2 separate regions of the Mus musculus genome follow, and region 1 is linked to region 2. A link is a loop called in an ENCODE intact Hi-C map of the cell type or tissue named here. Cell type or tissue: gastrocnemius. All regions are shown on one strand.

Region 1 (2,500 bases), 360 kb after region 2:
TGGGTATAGGAAAAGATTGACCCACCAAAGCATATGATTGGTAGAAATGTTGCACCTTACTCAGCCTCTCTTGTATTTGTTTATCTCAGCAGGAATAGTTAGAGACCCTGGAACCCAATGATGACTCCTGCAGCCTGTTGTCCTCTGGTCTTCTCTATTCTGATCTCGCTCTCAGTGTGTCTGTCATTACCCAGGGTTCATACTTTAGCCAGTCCCTGTGCTTTGTGAAAGGCCACAGTCCTGCCCCTTGCTTTGTATTCATTTCTCTTCCATTCTGTGTTAGTGTGCATTCTTTGAGTTTAGCTTCCTGCCACCTAGAGGTGCTCCTGCTGACCACTGCCCATGGCTTTGACCGAGGCTTTTGTTGGGAGCTCGGACTTGTAGGGAAAAGAGAGGCCTTGAAGGTGTTCAGTCTAGTTCCCAAGTAAGGACAGTCTTATGGAACACACCAGAACGGTGTGGGCCCCTTGAGTTAGGGCTACATGGAAAGGGAAAACTCGCAGGCAGACCCCTGAGTTCCTTCCTTCCCTTTCTGCATGGCGGACAACATTACGCTATCTCCTGTGCCATTTAGAGGAAGAGAAGGTTCACTTGAGTGTATTAGACTAGTCCTAGCGATCTGCTCCATTTTAGAAAATGTCAGAGCCAGATATAGGGTTGCTCTGCAGTGTGTTCTTACCCTGCCTTTTAGTTAAATTCTTTAATTGCACATGAGGATGTAACGATGGTCTCCTGCTAGGTCTTTGCAACTGATAGACACTGTGACATATTTCTCTTAATAGGGACAGAATATGGTCACTGTCACCTTTAAAACTGCATTAATCTTCCACCAATTCATTTTTGTTCCTTTTGTACCAGTCCAGACTTAACATTTCCAACCATAGATAACTAATGTTACATAAACCTACCCAGTGTAGTGCACACCTGCAGTAGTGCTAGGAAGGGGGTTTGGTTCTAGCAAAAGGTATGCTTTGGCGCCCAATCCCTGTTGAGCGGTGTACAAGTCACAGCCTGAGCCTTTAGTGTCAGGGTCTTCCCCTGGTGTGGCTGTCCCAGGCAGTGGCTCATGGTGCCCTCTGCTGGCTGATACAGCAAGTGTAGCTGTGGCTCAGTTGCTCAGTACAGAATTCCAGGTTCTGTTGTGTCAGTCTCCATCAAGATAGGTCCTTCATTTCCTACACCAAGACATGCAGTGGAGGGGTTTGGCGCCTTGGGATTTGGGTTGTATGACAGGTTTTTACAGTGTATGTAAGCGGTAGTTCTCAGCTCTGTGGTACTGGTTTCATGGCTTGCATGATAGTTATCAAACTAGGTGATTGTTGACCTGATGGTCTTCTGACAGCAGGAGTCCTGTGGACATGCTTCAGTCTCCTGTCTCCAGGGAGGTCAGGCCAGTTGTGGCATGAGACACAACTGAAGACAAGAGAGAATAGGGCACCCACATAGCTGCTCAGTGGTGACATTTGTCTTCTTCTTTCTTCCTTAGGATTCTGTCCTTCAACAACCTCACGCGGCTGGATGAGGAGAGTCTAGCGGAGTTGAGCAGCCTCAGTATCCTGCGCCTCAGTCACAACGCCATCAGTCACATTGCTGAAGGCGCCTTCAAGGGACTCAAGAGTCTGCGGGTCTTGTAAGAATTGTGCTTTTGAGGGTGACAGCATGAAGGGGGTCCCCAGATGGGAGAGCACACAGCAAAGCACTTGCTTTGTTGAGATTCCCTCTTGCTGGCTTGTAGTCAGAATTGGGCTGTAAGCTGGTCTGCAACAGGAACAAGGACTAGAACCAAAAATAACTGCTGAACAGTTAAATCCTTCCTTTACTGAGCAGAAAAATCCTTCCTTTCCCACAGTGGTGCCTATTGCAGGATGAGGACTCTTGAAAAATCACTGTTATCAATAGTTCTCAGTACACTTGGCCGGATGGGATGGGTGGGTCTGGAAAAGCATTTCTACATAGGGTATCTGCAGCAACATTCACACAGTCCTGCATGTCTCTGCTCCATTCTTTTGGTTGTGACCTCTCATTTATTTCTCTTTTAGAGAGGGTATGGTAGTGGTTTTGTTCATTTGCTTTTAAAGACTGGGTTCTCTGGCTCAGGTTAGCCTCAAGCTCATATATTGAGGCTGGCCTTGAACTTGTGGCCATCCTCTTGCATCAAGGGCTAGGATTACAGGTATGTGAGCCTCCAGGCCTGGATGTACGTTTTGAGAATTTTTTCCTAAGGTTTCTATGGATCAAACCCAAAGCTTTATGTGTAATAGGCAAATTCTCTTCTACTGAGCCACACCCCCAGTCCTGTCTTCCGTTCTTAAATCCTATGTATTGTTTTCTGTAACTCAGTACCATGGCTACTTTTCTGCTCTTTCTTTGAAGCTCTTTAGTGGACCTGGTATCCAAGATAGAAGTGAGGGTCCTGTGTCCTTGTCCTCATTCAGGAGTGGTGTAAGAAAGAGAAAGTGAGAATACCATGTCCTTTGAAGGGTCAGATGGGTGAGGCTGC
Region 2 (2,500 bases):
TTTTGATGCCGCCTGTTTGGGGAACATTCAACACATTCTAAGGGGGGGCCACACAGATGCTCAGCCCGAGCCAAGCTGATCATTGCATAATTGATAAAAGGCCCTTTGTATGCACATTCTATTTAGATTACTGTGTGGAGCAGGTGACAGGTGTTCAGAGAACACGACCCAAGCTGCCTGTTGCTGAGAACATCCTGAGACCAGCTGGGGCCAGAAGCCCAGAGGAAATCCCCATAGTAATTTAATAGTTCACAGGAGCTTTAGGTTAGTGAGAAATACAATGAAGAATTAACGATAGTGACCACCCACTGCAGAAGGGCCTTTGTGCTTTCTCCTTGATAGTTCTACTTATTATTTCGTTCCCAAGGAGATCACTGCAGGGTGACCAAGAGGAAATTTCTCCCTCTTCACCTCTCTTTCTCCTCCCCCCTCCTTTGCCACATAGCATGCAATTAATAGAAATTATCCAATGAAGAGAAATTTACTCTGAGAATACCAACTTTGCTAGTAACAGGGCTGGCGGATGTTGCCAGCTTCTCTTTCCAAAGAACTTGTATGAGGGAAATGATGCCAATGTTTAAAATATGAAATGAAACTGATAAAGTATCATTTTCGTCAGTGCGTCTCAAAAAGTAAAAGATGGAAATTCAGATCGAGTTGGATTGTCAGCATATGGGTGGTAGATGGTAACTGGTCTTGGGGTGATGGTTAATGGGTGCAATATGCCACTCCCTGCTGTTGCAAATACTTGATGCTTGCTTTAAGGTGCATCTGACCATCTTAATGAAAAACTATCATGTGTGTTGTCTTTTGGAAATTGTACTTTTGAAAATCATTTTTTTCCAGGGAGAAGAGGGGAGACCAGTCCATGAGTAAGATAGTCCACAATGGTACACTTTCCAGAAATAGTATTATAAAGGCATCAAACAGACGTGGAGGTTTGCCTCTACATCTTGCTTTGACTGGTGATATCTCAGCCCTTATTTTGCAGTCTTAGTCCCACAGTGTTCTGGTCTGTGCATACCTAGTAAATGTCCTTTCAGAAGAACTGACTTGGCTTGAGCAGCTGTTGAAAGAGGCAGGTTTGAATCACTAGAGTTCACTTCCAGGCAGATAGGTAACAAACATTGCTGGTGGTGGTCCCTGAAACCAATGCATCTGAGTATGCACACACTGCTAGACTGTCTCTTCGTTCTAGAAAGAAGAGAACACTAGAGGGCAGTGTTGTCATTGAGAATGACTGCAGAGTTGCAGACAGCACACTTATGGACTCTTCTAAACGATCTTTTAAACAGTAAGAAAAATCATCCTTGAACAACTTCTGTATCGCTTAGGCAACCCCACGATCAACACAGCTCATTACTGTCTTGTGTCTAATACAGAGCATGTGAAAGTGTGCAGTAGGCTGTGTTATCTGTGATTTTGTGTCTTTACAATCAAACTGCTGCCATGCTAGAAATATGTAGCCTATTTTGTCTTGTCATTTGTTGTTAGTCTTCTTGGCACTATGGCAAACATTTGACATAAGCAACTTAAAGCAGAGATGATTTTTTTTGTCAAGGGTTTAGAGATTATATCCCATAGTCTCTTTCTCTGCCATTTGCAGGCCTGTGCTGAAACAAGGATACCATAGCATTGGGAGCATGTATTGCAGGCTGCTCACCTTAGGGTGGCAGGAAACAGAGGACTAGGAAGAGACCAGGACCTGTTCTAGCCTCAAAAGAATGCTTCCAATGACCTACTTCCTGCAACCCTGTCACACCTCCTAAAGTTTCCAGAACCTCCCAAAATAGTTCTAGCATCTGGGGAACAAGTGTTTGAAATATGAGTCTATGGGGGCACTTCATAGTCAAGCTGTAACATCATTTTTTTCCTAAATGGGACAATATGGCAACTATTTATATATCATTGGCATGGCAATAAGTATTCTGTATGATCTACAGATGATTGAAAGTGTGGGGGAGAATGTTGGTAGGCTGCATGCAAATACGTTTTGATACTGTGCCTCTGTAGCCGTTGGAATCTATGGGGAGTCCTGAACTGAAGGACAACCATTTGTGTTTGCATTTTCATAAACTGGATGTTTTCAGGCTTGGGTATGATACATTCTTTCAAACTCTTAAGCCTAAGTTAAAACATAGAAAGTTGAAATGCAAAATTGAATAAGTTAACACTCTGTAAATATACACCATCAAATATACACCATCAAATATACACCATCAGACTCAGAATAGTTCACACAACACCTTGGCTGTCTAACTGCCATCAACCTTCTTCTTTCTTTTTCTTATTTTATCTTTCCAATTTCTCCTCCATCTCCACCAGCACTACTCTGTCCCAATTTCATGTGCTTTTTTTTTTTTTTTAAACTCATGGAGTCTCCTAGTGCTGCCACTATGTGCATGGGTATAAGGCCATCTACTGGACATGGGCATTCTCTCAGGGCCCACGTTCCCTAAGCCCTCAGTTTGTGACTTCATCCCCACCCATGCTTAGGATT

Evidence for each region. Hi-C counts contacts between places; a loop is a spot of excess contacts. Peaks named below come from ENCODE experiments on the same cell type or tissue, not always from the same donor. Only the 100,000 strongest peaks of a DNase experiment are listed, where the experiment ranks them.
Region 1: a loop joins it to region 2, with 3 times the contacts of the local background. A loop is called at or near these places in 18 of 42 quality-filtered maps.

What each region holds. Positions count from the first base shown.
Region 1 is chr6:94,621,745-94,624,244 of GRCm38, reverse strand. It overlaps Lrig1 (leucine-rich repeats and immunoglobulin-like domains 1), which reads left to right. Exons shown (of 19, transcript NM_008377.2): 8 at 1,487-1,630. Among named protein-coding and RNA genes, the nearest start is that of Mir7041, 17 kb to the right of the region's middle. In gastrocnemius, a CTCF peak has its summit at 1,083 (motif pointing left); a DNase peak (open chromatin) is centred at 1,074; H3K27ac peaks cover 2,285 bases.
Region 2 is chr6:94,985,263-94,987,762 of GRCm38, reverse strand. No RefSeq gene overlaps it. Among named protein-coding and RNA genes, the nearest start is that of 4930511E03Rik, 43 kb to the right of the region's middle. In gastrocnemius, a CTCF peak has its summit at 1,214 (motif pointing right); a DNase peak (open chromatin) is centred at 1,186.